Regions from separate parts of the Homo sapiens genome. Here region 1 is linked to region 2. A link is an interaction called in ENCODE POLR2A ChIA-PET data of the cell type or tissue named here. Cell type or tissue: OCI-LY7. All regions are shown on one strand. Region 1 overlaps SLC71A1 (solute carrier family 71 member 1). Region 2 overlaps TRMT13 (tRNA methyltransferase 13).

Evidence for each region. ChIA-PET counts read pairs that join two places held together with the same protein. Peaks named below come from ENCODE experiments on the same cell type or tissue, not always from the same donor. Only the 100,000 strongest peaks of a DNase experiment are listed, where the experiment ranks them.
Region 1: POLR2A ChIA-PET joins it to region 2 with 5 read pairs; 4 of 35 experiments call an interaction of 5 or more read pairs at or near these places.

The regions. Positions count from the first base shown.
Region 1 is chr1:100,061,638-100,069,637 of GRCh38, forward strand. It overlaps SLC71A1 (solute carrier family 71 member 1), which reads left to right. Exons shown (of 12, transcript NM_033055.3): 5 at 198-312; 6 at 6,340-6,558; 7 at 6,836-6,949; 8 at 7,977-8,000. Among named protein-coding and RNA genes, the nearest start is that of SLC71A1, 28 kb to the left of the region's middle. In OCI-LY7, no CTCF peak of the experiment used is centred here; a DNase peak (open chromatin) is centred at 4,394; H3K4me3 peaks cover 1,076 bases; H3K27ac peaks cover 2,282 bases.
Region 2 is chr1:100,137,637-100,145,636 of GRCh38, forward strand. It overlaps TRMT13 (tRNA methyltransferase 13), which reads left to right. Exons shown (of 11, transcript NM_019083.3): 4 at 2,013-2,075; 5 at 2,546-2,615; 6 at 2,772-2,878; 7 at 3,216-3,383; 8 at 5,501-5,573; 9 at 6,433-6,507. Among named protein-coding and RNA genes, the nearest start is that of TRMT13, 8.5 kb to the left of the region's middle. In OCI-LY7, no CTCF peak of the experiment used is centred here; no DNase peak of the experiment used is centred here.

The sequences.
Region 1 (8,000 bases), 76 kb before region 2:
CTATTGAAGGGCTCCTTCTAGCCCTATGTTTTCATAATATCTGTGGCTTATATTTATGGAATAGTTAATCCATGAACTATCCTAGTAAGCTGTTGACTGAAATGAGCTGCTCTTACGCTTAATTAACTTATAAAAATGAAAGAAGATTAAAACAATGGTAATTGCTCTAACCATTTCTTGTTATCTTTCATTCCTAGGTGGTACTTTGCTGTTATCTCTGTTTCTGGGGTTTTTGCAGTGACTTTTTCTGTGGTATTTGCATACGTAGCAGATATAACCCAAGAGCATGAAAGAAGTATGGCTTATGGACTGGTATGTATGTTTATTCTATACCTTTTGTATCTGCTGAGAAATGCCTTGTTTTTAAGATAAATATTATTATAAGGAGTGCAAACCTTTGCATTACAAGATTTTTGCGTAAAATATATTTTGTAATAAAATCATTCATTAGACTACATTTAAAATTTTTTTGCGGTATGAGGCTATGTAAGTTTTGATTCTTTTCATTTAGTAGATATTCATAAGTCACATGTCAGAATTGAAATTATAGTATATTTTACCTTGTAGAGTTCTTTTTAACAGAATCCTAAAAATAAGAATTATTTAGTATGTCAAGAGTTAAAAAAAATCACTACTCATTTAATGTCTAATCTAAAATACAACAGGCTAACATCTAGCTCAGGGATCAGCAAACCTTTTTTGTGGCTTTGTGGGCCACGTACAGTCTCTGTCTCATTCTTTTGTTTTTGCATGTGTATTTATGTTTATAAACTCTTTAAAAATGTAAGAAACAGCCAGATTTGAGCCATAGTGGTAGGTCGCCAACTCCTGGACACTGTTTTGGTAAACTAAATTATGGCAGTATAATGTGTCATCTATCAAATCTAGGAATTAAAGGAAAAAAGCCTAGTAATAGAATGACTACTATAGGCACAATAATAGATCACTACTGAATAGCCAGAAATAGGACAGTGATGCATTTCGGTAAATGTGAGACAAATACCTTGTGATAAATAAGGACTGAATATTGTGTTGGGCTGAATTAGTTTTAAAAGGGACTGATTTCTGATTCAAAGGACGTTATAGTGAAGAATCATAAGATTTTTGGGGAGGAAACACCTATAGAGAGAAAGTTAGAAAAAGAACTAATAATTTCTGGCCTGTTCAGTGGCTCACACCTGTAATCTCAGCACTTTGGGAGGTTGAGGCAGGCGGATCACTTGAGATCAGGAGTTCACGACCAGCCTGGCCAACATGGTGAAACCTTGTCTCTATTTAAAAAAAAAAAAAAAAAAAAAGTGAAAAGAAAAAGAACTAATGATTTCAGTTGTAAACTTGGAACATTAAATGATACAAGGCTGATGATAGCCAGGATATTTAAAAAATAGTCTAATTAAGCTATAGTTTACATACCATAAAATTTATCCTTTTTATGAGTATAGTTCAGTGAATTTTAGTAAATTTATACTGTTATGCAAACACCACCATAACCCAATTTGGGGTTGGTCGGTTGGTTGGTTGGTTCGTTGGTTTGGTTTTTTTGACGTAATTTATTTTCCCATAGCCAAAGTTTTGAAATTAACAATTTTCAATCTGGAGGTTCTGTGTATTAAGCCATGTTCTGGCAAAAAACAAAACAAAACAAAACAAAACAAAACAAAACAAAAAACACTGAAATCTTCTAGAAATAATATGGATGCAGAAAAAAGGTGGGGAAGTGGCCAGGCACAGTGGCATGTGCCTGTAATACCACCAGTTTGGGAGGCCAAGGCAGGGGGATTGCTTGAGGCCAGGAGTTTGAGGCTGCAGCTATGATCATGCCACTACACTCCAGTCTAGGGTACAGAGTGAGACCCTGTCTCTTAAAAAAAAAAGTTGGAGGGGCCAGGTGCAGTGGCTTATAATCCCAGCACTTTGGGAGGCTGAGGCAGGAGGATTGTTTGAGCCCAGGAGTTTGAGACTAGCCTGGGCAACATAGTGAGACCCCATCTATACAGGAACTTTAAAAATTAGCCAGGTGTGGTGGTGTGTGCCTGTAGTCCCAGCTACCTGGGAGGCTTAGGTGAGAGGATCACTTGGGCCTGAGAGGTTGAGGCTGCAGTGAGCCGTGATCGCACCACTGCGCTCCAACATGAGCCACAGAGCGAGACCTGTCTCCAAAAAAGGGGGTTGGGGGGTGCGGGGTGACCCCTGTGATCTTTTTTCTGAGCAGAAAGAAATGGCTACCAAGTGGAGAGAACTGAGGAGAAGGGAAATGACATGAAACAACTGTACTGACTTGCTCACTGTGTCACAAATGTGATCTCTGTAAATGCCCTCAAATGTCTTCAGTGACCCTCATAGTGAGAACCATTTTCCCTTTCCCCACACTTGTGCCAGAGCCCTGCTGAGATCTGGGTCCCTCTGAAACCACACCTAGGGCTGCAATAACAAAATAACCACTACATTTGAAAATATATATTTATATGTATGTGTGTGTGTGTATGTATGTGTGTGTATATATATATAGTTTGTTTTTTGTTGAGACGGAGTCTCGCTCTGTCACCCAGGCTGGAGTGCAGAGGTGTGATCTTGGCTTACTGCAACCTCCGCCTCCTGGGTTCAAACGATTCTGCTGCCTCAGCCTCCCCAGTAGCTATGCCCACCACCATGCCCAGCTAATTTTTGTATTTTTAGTAGAGACGGGGTTTCACCATATTGGCCAGTCTTGTCTTGAACTCCTGACCTTTGGTCCGCCTGCCTCGGCCTCCCAAAGTGTTGGGATTATAGGCGTGAGCCATGGCGCCTGGCCCCCATGTGAATATATTAAATACCATTTAAAAAACCACCACAACCCAGTTATAGAACATTTCCATCAGCCCAAAATGTTCCCTCAGCCCTGTTTGCCATCTGTCCCCATGCTCCACCTGTGACCCCAAGCAACCAACAATTTAGCTTCTGTCACCATGGTTTTGCCTTTTCTAGAAACTTCATAGAAATTAAATAATACAAAACATCTTTTGTGTCTAACTTCTTTCACTTGGCATAATCTTTTGAGATTGATCCATGTTGATACTATAGATCAATAGGTTCTATTTTTGTCTCTTTTCCTTTTTTTTTTTTTTGAGACAGGGTCCTGCTCTATCCCCCAGGCTGGAGTGCAGTGGCATGATCATGGCTCACTGAAGCCTTGGCTTCCTGGGCTCAAGCGATCCTTCTGCCTCAGCCTCCAAAGCAGTTGGGACCACAGGCATGATCCACCATGCCCAGCTAATTTTTTTCTTTTTGAGACAGGGTCTCACTCTATTGCCCAGGCTGGAGTGCAGTGGTGCCGTTACAGCTCACTGCAGCCTCTGTCTCCCCTCTACCTCCCTGCCTCAAGTGATCCTTCCACCTCAGCCTCCCGAGTAGCTGGGACTACTAATTTTTGTATGTTTTGTAGTGATGGAGTTTCACCATGTTGCCCAGGATGGTCTCAAACTCTTAAACTCAAGTGATCTGCCTGTCTCAGCCTCCCAAAGTGCTGGAATTACAGGCATGAGACACTGCACCTGGCCAGTAGTTTTTTTTGATTGCTGTGTAGTGTATTCTTATCCATCAGTTGATGGACATTTGATTGATAGCTAGATGTTTGAAATTACTAGAATTTTATGTACTTGTTCAAATAATTGACCTTTGAAAATTGAATTGCTTGCCTTAAGCAATAGAGTTGCAAGTAAGCATTCTTGTGAAGTTTAAGTTCTCCATCCAAAAGTCAAAAATGGCATAGAAACAGAATAAAATTCCAACATTAATCTCTATGCTTTGAAAGAATATGGTCCTTTTCCTTTCCTTCCCTTCCCCTTTCCTTTCCTTTGCCCTTCTCTTCCCCCTCCCCTCCCCTCCCCTTTCCACTTTTCACTTTCACTTTCCCCTTTCCTTTTCGCTTTCACCTTTCTCCTTTCCTTTCCTTTTCTCTTTTCCCTTCCCTTCCCTTCCCTTCCCCTTTTCCCTTTCCTTTCCCCTCCCCTTTTCCCTTTCCCTTCTTTTTTCTTTTTCTTTCCTTTTCCTTTCCCTTCCCCTTTCCCCTTTTCCTTAAGCCTTTTCCCTAAGCCTTTTCCCTTTTTTAACCCTTTCCTTCCCCTTTTCTCTTCCCCTTTCCCCTTTTCCTTTCTCCTCCTCTCCTTTCCTTTCCTCTTCTCTTCTCTCCTCTCCTCTTCTTTCCCCTTTCTCCATTCCTTTTCCCTTTGCTTTCCTTTCCTCTTTCCTTTCCAGACAGGGTGTTGCCCAGACTGGACTCACTCTTGGGATCAAGTGATCTCCCACCTCAGCCTCCTGAGTAGCTGGGACTATAGGCAGGTGCCACCTCACCTGACTAAGAGTGCTATTTTTATGAAGTGTTTCCTGCTGTCACATCTGCTAATTTGTAGGCTGTTGTCCAGTAGGCTAGAAATGTCTGCGGTTAACAGGTTTGCTCTACTCGTGTCCTTTTCAACTTTAATCTTCATCTTCACCAGGCTTAAAAAAATAGACTTCCTCAGAGTTTTAGAGATGTTCTTAATTTATCTGTGATTTCATTCTTCCTAACCCTGCCAACTAAAAAGATTACCAAGCTCAGTTTTGTTCCAGGGCTTAACATATTATTCATGAGAACAGGAACCTCCAAGTCTTTAAGCTTTATTTCAGCTAGCCCTTCAGTATGTATCAAGATAAACGTTCATTTAATTTTAATATTGGAAAAGTCACAGTGAAATTGGATTTCCTTAGAGCAGTGGATTTTAGACTCCTTTCACAGAGAGCACTTAAGGGTTTATGGAGATGCCCTTAACCAAGCTTGTCCAACCCATGGTCCACAGGCTGCACACATGGCCCAACAGAAATTCATAAAGTTTCTTAAAACATTATGCAGTTTTTTTTTCTTTAAGCTCATCAGCTATTGTTAGTGTATTTTATGTGTGGCCCAAGACCGTTCTTCCAGCGTGGCCCAGGGAAGCCAAAAGATTAGACACCCCTCCCCTAAGGACCAGCATGACTGGCAGTCAAGGAGGGGTGTTTGTACAGTGCCCAGGCTCTCAACCCTTCCTCAACTAAAAGAGTTAAAAAATTTAAATAGGCCGGGCATGGTGGCTCACGCCTGTAATCCCAGCACTTTGGGAGGCCGAGGCGGGCGGATCACGAGGTCAGGAGATCGAGACCATCTTGGCTAACACGGTGAAACCCCATCTCTACTAAAAATACAAAAAATTAGCCGGGCGAGGTGGCGGGCGCCTGTAGTCCCAGCTATTCGGGAGGCTGAGGCAGGAGAATGGCGTAAACCCCGGGGGCGGAGCCTGCAGTGAGCCGAGATCGCGCCACTGCACTCCAGCCTGGGCGACAGAGCGAGACTCCGTCTCAAAAAAAAAAAAAAAAAAAAAAAAATTTAAATAGAGGCAGGGTCTTGCTGTGTTGCCCAGGCTGGTCACAAACTTCTGGCTTCACGCAGTCCTCCCACCTTGGCCTCCCCAAGTGCTGAGATTACAGGCATGAACCATCACACCCAGTCTTCTTAAAAAAATCTCTTTTACCTATGAATTTGCCAGTAGGATTTATTGGAACAGAGGGCTCCAAGGCTTAGAAAGTTTGAAGACAGTGTCCTGAGAGGCTATCATTTATTTTATTTTATTTTTGAGATGCGGTCTCACTCTGTCACCCTGGCTGGAGTGCAGTGGTGCTGTCATGGCTCACTGCAACCTCCGCCTTTCTGGCTCAAAGGAATTCTGCCACCTCAGCCTCTGAAGTAGCTGAGACTACAGGTGCACACCAGCATGCCCAGCTAATTTTTCTTTTTTCTTTTTTGATACAGACAGGGTTTCTCCATGTTGTCCAGGCTGTTTTTAAGGCAAGAATCTAATTCTTTACTTTTCCTGCCAAAGGAGAGAGTATAAGAAAAGTGGGGCCAGGCTTGGTGTCTCATACCTGTACTCCCAGCCCTTCGGGAGGCTGAGGTGGGAGGATCGCTTGAGCTCAGGAGTTCGAGACTAGCCTAGGCAACATAGCGTGACTTCCACCTCTATAAAAAATAAACAAAATTAGCTGGGCGTGGTGGTGTGTGCCTGTAGCCCCATCAGGAGATCTTCAGGCAGGAAGATCTCTTGAGCCTGAGAGGTCAAGACTACAGTGAGCCGTGATGGCACCACTGCACTCCAGCCTGGGCGACAGAGCAAGACCCAGTTCCCCCACTCTCGCCCCCACAAGAAAAAAAGATAAATGGCACAGGTAGGAAGAGAAAAGGGAGGGTGTGCAACAGAAGGCCTGACATAAATCAAGATTATGAAAGGAGTTATGTGGTGTTGAGGAAAAAAGTAGCCTGACTAATCTCTGTCTATCCTTAATTTATTGCAGGTTTCAGCAACATTTGCTGCAAGTTTAGTCACCAGTCCTGCAATTGGAGCTTATCTTGGACGAGTATATGGGGACAGCTTGGTGGTGGTCTTAGCTACAGCAATAGCTTTGCTAGATATTTGTTTTATCCTTGTTGCTGTGCCAGAGTCGTTGCCTGAGAAAATGCGGCCAGCATCCTGGGGAGCACCCATTTCCTGGGAACAAGCTGACCCTTTTGCGGTAAGTTTATACTTTTTCCTTCTCCTTGATAAAAAAGTGCATGATTCAGTGCAGCATTAATATTTTGTTGTGGATATTTCTTTAGGGAAAACATCTTGGGTTTTTCTTTTAACATTTTGAAATACTTTTCAGAATAGTTTGGGGAATATGAAATAAATAAAAAGGACAACTAGTTGTCCATGAGTACACTGCCAAAAGGAATCTCTGCGTATTCTTAAGAATAGTTCAGTGGTTTTGATAGAAAACCTTATATCAATCAGTCTTTTTCTTGTTCTAGTCCTTAAAAAAAGTCGGCCAAGATTCCATAGTGCTGCTGATCTGCATTACAGTGTTTCTCTCCTACCTACCGGAGGCAGGCCAATATTCCAGCTTTTTTTTATACCTCAGACAGGTAAAATCCTCTTCCACTAAGGTGGACTTTTCTTTCATTGTCTAGTGCTTTAATAAAAATATTTAATCTTGAGAGAACTGTAATAGAAGTGGCCTTTAAAAATGAATATCATTGGACTTGGTATAGTGGCTCACGCCTGTAATCTCAGCACTTTGGTAGGCCAAGGTGGGTGGATCAGCTGAGGTCAGGAGATCAAGACCAGCCTGGCCAACATGGCAAAATCCTATGCTTACTAAAAATACAACAACTAGCCAGGCGTAGTGGCGGGCACCTGTAATCCCAGCTACTTGGGAGGCTGAGGCAGGAGAATCACTTGAACCCAGGAGGCGGAGGCTGCAGTGAGCCAAGATTGCGCCATTCACTCCAGCCTGGGTAACAAGAGCGAAACTCCGTCTCAAAATTAAATAAATAAATAAATAAATAAAAAGAATATTATTTGGTCTACTAGACTTTACCTCCTATTCTGTGTGGCTGATGTTCCTTATGCATTTCTAATGGGGGTTATTTGGTATATTAAGATATTTGGCTTAGGGAGAAAGATAGTTTTCCCTGTCCATATAGGTGGTTTGAGTTTGTTGGCTATAGAATTGATGGGATGATTTAACCCCTTCACCTGCTCCAGCTTCTTTGTGATTTAGAGCATATGTAAGTAGAGCAGCTAGCCAAAATGAGAGCAAAAACAAGTATTTTCCTCCTTGACACTAGTCTCACTAGACGGAGATCAAGCCTTTAACCAATACATGTAAAATGCACAAAATACTGCAATATTTATTTGTAAAATGATTCTGAGTTCTTGATAAGTATCTCCAATTTAGTATATCCACATTGAGGGACCCACCATGGATAAGTAGGCATTTTTAGTATGTTAAGATATGTTGTATTTCCTCTGAGGAATTCTTTGTTTATAAATGAATTACATTTATTTTTTTCTGGCCCATTAAATGTTAATATACAAGTAGCTGCAGTGGTTTTCTATCTGGTATACATTTGTATTCATTAATGTTACCTTTTCTGGAAACCCTTCTAGATAATGAAATTTTCACCAGAAAGT
Region 2 (8,000 bases):
GTGCTTGGTATACAAGCTCCCTTGAAAAGGTAGTCTGGGAAAAAAGATAATCAGTGCCTTTGCTTCTAAGACTCATAGAAAATCGAGACTTATGGGAGGATGTCTTGCAATAGCACCGCTCAGTTACTTTGACAACAAAATACTCCCATTCATTTCCAAATGCCTCCCAGTTGAGAACCACTGGGCCAGATGGCATAAGTTTAGAAAGTATTTTTACATTAAGATGGTGTAGAAGAAAAATGATGACCCTCACCACCACCACCTACTTAGGACTTAGCCCCTTTAATAGAAAGAGAGAACATTGGCTTTGTTTGCAAATATCTTCCTTACCTAAGTTCCAGGTTTCAGTTAAAGCAAGCATGTGCAATATGTGTTCAGAGAAAAGTTTGAGAGGATAGATAAATTTATTAAAAATGGAAACCCTTGGGTGAGTTTCACTGCATACCAACACACAGTGGCAAGGAAATGGAGAAAAGCGGTGGAATGATGAGACGAAGAAAGAAATGCAAAGCAGTATTTATCTGGTTCACTATGTAGAGTAGGACACTTGGAACCCAGGTAAAGGCATATCACTATTCTGCTTTACTTTGGGAAACTGGTGAACAATTTTTTTAAATTTTGTATACTAAATAAAAGTTAGTTGGTTATAAATTTCTCCAGTATAAATAGTTTTCACATTTAAAAATCTAATCTACAACGTAAGTTACCTGGAGCACTCTTGGCAACCATTTTGAACTAAGAGTACATCAAATTCTAATACTTAACAGCTAGTTTTCTATTATAGTTTTTTTCCGTTATCCAGTAAAACATTGTAATTCCTGCAGTAAAACATTGTAATTCCTGCAGTAAAACATTGTAATTCCTGCAGTCTTCACTCATTCCACTCAATCACCAGTTTCCATTGCAAGCAACACACATTCTGTCCATATAGGTAAAGCTAGCAACACACAATCAGGATGTTACCTTTCTGCCTCCATGTAACAAAAGTCCATTTACTACACATAACATAATGTCCCCAAGAGTTATTTTCACTTTTGAAACAGGATTTGTAGAAACAGTACTTTTTCATTCATCTAGATCCACACCGTTCAGTATGGCAGCCACTAGCCACATATGACTATTTAAATTTGAATTAAAACTAAATAAAATTAAAAATCTAGTTTCTCAGTCACACTAGTCATATTTCAGTGGCTGCCATATTGGCCAGAGCAGATGTAGAACATTTCCATCATTGCAGAAAGTTCTGTTGGACAATGGTAATGCAGATCCTTACCTAGAATCTGTATTTCTGAAGCCAGACTAGAAAGATTTCATTATGTGTGTTTGTTTGTTTCTTTGTTTATTTTAGAGACAGGGTCTCCCTATATTGCCCAGGCTGGTCTCAAATTCCTGGGTTCAAGGGATCCTTCTGCCTTGGCCTCCCAAAGTGCTAGGATTACAGGCCTGAGCCACTGTGCCTGGCTTCATTACGTTAATTTAAATAGTGTGACAGGACATTTATATTTTCAAGTTTTAATTAATATTTTAAAATAGAAGAAATCAGACTTATTGTTATAATATCTTTGTCTTATCTGTTTTTGGTCATGCTGCATGTCTGATAAGCAGCATTGTGTAGTTAGTACTTTGCTGTTTTTACTTTAGCACTATAAGACAAAATTATTACAGTTCTCAGTGTATGCTGTCAACAGTCTAGGCTGTAGAACTTTTAATAAGTGTTACAAATGAATTTCTTTAAACTGTAAGTGCTTATTCAGATAATCACCTCACTAGAATATAAGATCCACGAACACATATTTTTGTCACTTTTGTTATCTACTGTGGTGGAGTGCCCAATACCTAAAGCAAACTAGGGCCTAGAGTAAATATTCAATAGTGATTTCATGAAGAAATGAATGGAGGAAGGGAGGATGGCAGGTACAGAGCAGGGGATAAAGGGAAGAATCAGTATTTTAGTTTAATTTTTGTGAGCTACACATTATTAACAGTTCTTTTATGGTTTTGTTTTTGTTAAGGATTTCTATATTCAAGATATTAATGCAGGCTTAAGAGATGAAACAGAAATACCTGAACAATTAGTAAGTACATTGACTTAATATTTAATTTTAAAAGATATTTATAAGCTCTCTTCATGATGTGAATAAGGCATGTTCTAATTTTTGTCTCAAGTCTGTTTTTAATTTAGAATGCATTTTCCTGTAGACTTAATATTGTTAGTGATGGTTAGTTCCTAGACCCAGACCAGCTCATGCCCCATAACAAAAGAAGCTACAATATGGCCCTGAATCCCCTTTGATTCTTGAACCCTTCTGAGCCTAGACTTGTTCTTGACCTTGAGGAAGTTAGGAAAATTAAAGTAGCACAGCAAAGACGGAGTAGAAATTTAGCAGTTGGACAATTCTGATGGCAGCTTAGGGAAAAGGCTTGATAGAGAGAAGAGCCTAAGCTGTCATGGGATTTGCCCAGTTGGTAAACCTCTACTCAGTCTCTGTTATGCTACTTTAAAGCAATTTTTGGCTACATTATTTAGTTTTATTTTTGTATATAGGTTCCAATTTCTTCTCTATCTGAAGAGCAGTTGGAAAAGTTAATTAAGAAATTGAGAAAAGCAAGTGAAGGTAAGACTGCCTAAAGTTGCAAGTTCAATTATTTTAGAGTAATTAGGTGGTATATGAGTTGATACCATTCTGGTTTAAAATATGTTACTACTATTGTTCAGAATCCTACAATTACATGTTTGGCTGCTTAAGCTGTTGTGCTTATATTTGGCACAGGCTTGAATTCTACACTTAAAGATCATATTATGTCCCATCCAGCATTACACGATGCACTTAATGACCCTAAAAATGGCGATTCTGCAACCAAGCACCTGAAACAGCAGGTATGTTTAGGCTATAGTAACTACTAAACATGGCCTTTGTTCATTTGTTAAAACTGTTTTAAATGTAATTATTAATAAGATTTTATTTTGTTTACCTTTGAGGGTACCAAATATTTCCATTTCAAAAATATATAGAAACATATACAAAAAATTGAGGGCATGGATGTGATTCTGAGTACCGTATATTAAATATTTAAAGGCAAGAGAGAAAAATTTTAAGTCAAATACAAATTATCAATGTAAGCATACTGCCTTATGCAGAAATTACCTTGCTGTTTTCCCATTTGAACCAAATGTGTTTACTCTAGTTTATAAAATAATCTTGTGAAGTTTGCAGGCTTCTATTTTAGGTAACATTGAAAATTTAAAGTTACTTGGTCCAAGAAGATGCTTTGTTGAGTTTGGAGCGGGAAAGGGAAAATTATCTCATTGGGTTGATATTGCCTTAAAAGATGCTGAAAAAGTTCACTTCATCCTAGTGGAAAAGGTGACCACAAGATTCAAGGTAAGTGAAACCATTGCTCTGTGTTAGTAACCAAACTTGTTTTCATTTTTTGTATTCAGGAAAAAAGTGATAGAAACATTTCTTAAAAGAAAGGAAAGGAATTTTCTTTATCTGTTTGTTGTAGCTTTTTATTAGTTCTAATTGTATTGATAACTCAAACTGAAGGTGAATTTTTTAATCTAAGTTTTGATAGTCCATTGATCTGAATTCTTAAAATTATTTGCAGAGACAGGAAAATATATAGAAAGAGCCAAGCTCAAGCTAGGAGTTAAAAGTCTTGGGCTCTACTCCTATCTTTGCCACTTGCCCTTCATTCATTAAACAATTTTTGAGCATACTGCCAGGCCCCACCCAGGCTGAAGTACAGTGGCAGGATCGTGGCTCACTGCAGCCTTGACCTCCTGGGCTCATATAATCCTCCCATTTCAGCCTCATGAGTAGCTGGGACTATAGTCCCACGCCACCATGCCCAGGTAATTTTTTAAAATTTTTTGTGGAGACAGGGTCTCACTTTGTCGCCCAGGCTGGTGTCGAACTCCTGAGCTTAAGCCATCCTCCCACCTTACCCTTCCAAAGTGCTGGAATTACAAGTGTGAGCCACTGTGCCCAGCCACTTTATTACTTATATTTAGAAAAGAGACCCAGGCAAATACATAAATGATTGTAGTGAAGTGTTAAAATACGAGAAAGGTCTGCACAGAGTACAGCATGGTTTCAAAGAAGGGAGTGACAAGTTCTATTGCAGGGAAGAGATGGAGAATGACTATGTAGAAAAGGTGATGCTTGAACTAAATCTTGAAAGGTGAATTGGTGTTTGTTAGAGAGTTTGAGAAGCATTCTAGGAAGCAAGAACAGTGTAACCAAATACCTGAAATAACAGGAAAATATGGAAACATTCCTGTATAATGGGAGTACATGGTGCAAAGTAGAGTTCAGCAATGATGGGACTGGAGAGGATGGCTAGCCTATAGAAGGTCTCATATTTTATGCTAAGGAAGGAGTTTGACTATGCTGCTGTCTGGTGGGGATACAATAGAAAAAAGATTTAGTTCTTGGCTTTGAGGAAGCTTACGTCTAGTGGAGTAGACATATAAATATTTGTGTTCAGTATGCTAAGTGTGTTTTGATAGTGGTAAGTACCCAATCCTATGGGAGCATGAAGATAGAGCACCAACCTCAGTCTAGTGTGGGTCATAGAAGTTTTTGCAGAAGTGACAGTTGAGATGAGATTGAAATAATATGTAAGAGTTGGTAAAGTAGAAGGAAATTTTTCAAAGTTTATCCTAGCAGCACCATTAAAACTATATTAGAAGAGTCTGATACTTAGAGAGATTAATAATAAAGATAATTTTTGTCCAACAATCCAAGTAAGAAAGAGGCCAGAGCTAAAGCTATTGCATTGGGATGGAGAGGAGGGCAAGAGTATGAGAAATATTAAGATGTTGGAAGCCACAAGAGTTGGTGATTTGTTAGTAATTGAATATGAGAGATAAGGAGTAATTCTCGGTAGGATTTTTATGGCTTAGGTGACTAAGTGGTGTTCTTTCCTGAGATAAGGAATGAAGGAGGCACAAGAGGAAGGATGGTTTTGGAGACAGAAATAATGAGTTCAGTTCTGAATGTGTCCAGTTTGCTGGTGAAGTAGAGCTTTCTAGTTCACAATTGAGTATGTGTCTGATGCCCATTGGAGAGGCCTGAGCCACAAATGTAGATCAGCCGGTCGTGGGCACATAGGTATAGATTAGAATGGTTGTGATCTTTCAGGAGAGCAAGAAGAGGAGCGAACCAAAAATAGTACACCAGGAGTGACAAAGATAAAGGAGCTAGTAGACAATCTTAGATAAATCACTTAAGATCTGTGAACTTCAGTTCCTTTGTCAGTGAATTGGGAATTTTTAGGGTTAAAGGAAATAATGTCTATGTAATAATTGATAAACATTTTCAAATCTTTTTTAAAAAGTGTGATATTTTGAAGTTCTCATCAAAGAATGTACAATCTTAATTTTTAAATATGTTCTGTTGCTCTGAATTTTGAAAACCAATAAAAATCTTTTTATTTTCATAAAGCTTTTTTAAATGTAAGAAGTGATTATTACAATAATGTTCTGTTTGTGCAGGTGGATGGAAAACACAGAAAGAAAAATTCAGTGTTTGAAAGACTTCAAATTGATATTCAACACTTGTGTTTGAGTAAGTTGTGTAACTTTCCATTGGTCTACAAATAAATCATAACTGTTTTAAACTCTGAGGTTGCTTAGAAATCCAATCATGCAGAACTGTGCTTCAGGGAAAACAGTCAAATCAATTCATTGTTAATATAGAATGTTTTATATAATGTTTTTAAATAGATGTAAATTGAATTAAGGTTGAGAATTTTAAAAATTTTCAGTATCAAGTGGAAATGAAGTGTTATATTAGGGAAGAGTTTAAAAGTTTTATAATATGTACTTCTGTTGTTTCTTTGTCCTGTTTAAATTAATTTTGAGTCTGTTCAAACTATAAACTAGCCTTCTGCCTGCAGTTAACGTGACTTTACCTAAACCATGAAAGAAAATGAGATATTTCTCTGCCTAGCTAATGTGTAAAAGATACTTCCTAGAATTTTAAATTGTACAAAAGAAGTCATCACTGTGGGATTCATATTCCATACACAAAACACACACAGACACATACACACACAAACTCCTCAATCAACCTCTGTAGTGCCCTTTTTATACCTTTTCTATTTTTCAGATTATCCAAAGAAAATAATGCAAACATATCTTTGCAACCTCTTCCATTCACCAATTTTAATCCAGCCATGAAAAGCAACCCAGCATTTGTATAGAAATCAATGTATTTAAAATTATTTAGCTGAATATATTAACTTTCTGATGTTATGAACCCTAAACAAGTTCTTATGTTATATGTTGGGTTCCATAAAGTGATAATTTTTGTTTGAGTCTCTTTCAGGCTAAAATTCAGAGACTCTAATTAGTTCTTTCTTTTGGAAGGCCACATTAATATGTACTTTATTTCACTAGACAGTTAATTCTCATTTCCATTTCAGACAAGATTCCTGTGCTAAGAGAAGAAAAACTACCTGTGGTAGGAATTGGAAAGCATCTGTGTGGTATGGCAACAGGTACGTAAACATACTGATAATGTTTACATTAATGCATTAAGTTTTGGCCTAACCTGGCCCCAACCATTTCAGTGGTCTCTTTTGAATAGATATCTTATGTTTACAACTCAATAATCTTTATAGAGCACTGGCCCTGTGCTTTATTAGATGCATAGCTTTCCTATTTATCTGCTCATATTGGCCATTTTGCAGGATGAATTAAGAGTTTTGTATGTAAATACTGCATCACATTAGACCTTAAAGTTCTTTGGGTTAAATTTCAACCAGAAAAGGAAAATAAGACCATTTATGGAAACTGTATGATTCCACCTAGAAGCTACTGATTTTTTAGAGTAGTTGCTTAGAAAGAACTCAGAAACCTCTTCTACTAAAAGACTATTGTGTTTCAGGATTCTGGGGAAAAAGAAAAAAATAAATGTTAGACAAAAAAAAAAAATCTAAGATGTCTTGTCTTAGCACTTTGATCCATCAGATCTAGCATGGTAAAGTGGAAACAGCATGTGCTTTAGAATCAGATAGTCTAGCCTTCAGCTTTGTTGTGTAACCTTGTCAAATTACTTAACCTTTCTGAGCTTTGGTTACCTCATCTATAAAACAGAGATACTAATATATTAATAATTTACCGGGTTGCATGTAAAGTGTCTGGCACATAATAGTGCTCAATAAATGTTAATTATTGTTACATCATCTTCCTAACTTTTGCTAGTTTCATCATCTACCCATATGGATTACTTGGAGCATCCATAGATATTATTCATATTGGCTGGAAATGGCATTGAGTACTATATATTTGTGTTGGCCTTCATAGTTTTTAAGACTATAGTCATGTACAACATAACGATGATTTGGTCAACAATGGACTCATATATGACAGTGGTCCTATAAAATTATACCATATTTTTACTGTACCTTTTTTGTATTTAGATACACAAATACCATTGTGTTACAGTTGCCTACAGTATTCAGTAACATGCTGTACAGGTTTGTAGCTTAGGAGCAATAGGCTGTGCCATACACCCTAGGTGTGTAGTAGGCTACACTACACCATCTAGGTTTGTGTAGTACACTCTGATGTTCCTACAATGATGAAATCGCCTAATGCATTTCCCAAAACATACACCAATAGTTAAGCAATGCATGACTGTACTTTTGCATACCTTATCTCATTTAAGCCTCATAAAAGTCTTCTAAAGTAAACCAGTTCCATCCCGGGGGTAGGAGGGAGTACACTCTTTTGACCTACAGTGGCCATTTCTCATGTTCCACATAATTTTTTCCCTTGATTCACTGTATCTGAATCCTCCTTTTGTCTCTGCTGCAGTTGCTTACCCTTTTTGAAATTCCATTTTCTTCTCTTTTGCGATACTCTTATTTCCTGGTTCTTCCCCTACATCTATGCCATTCTTCTGTTTATTTCACAGTCTCCTTCCACTTCTGTCCTTAAAATACTAATATTCAGGCCAGGCACAGTGGCTTATGCCTGGAAACCCAAC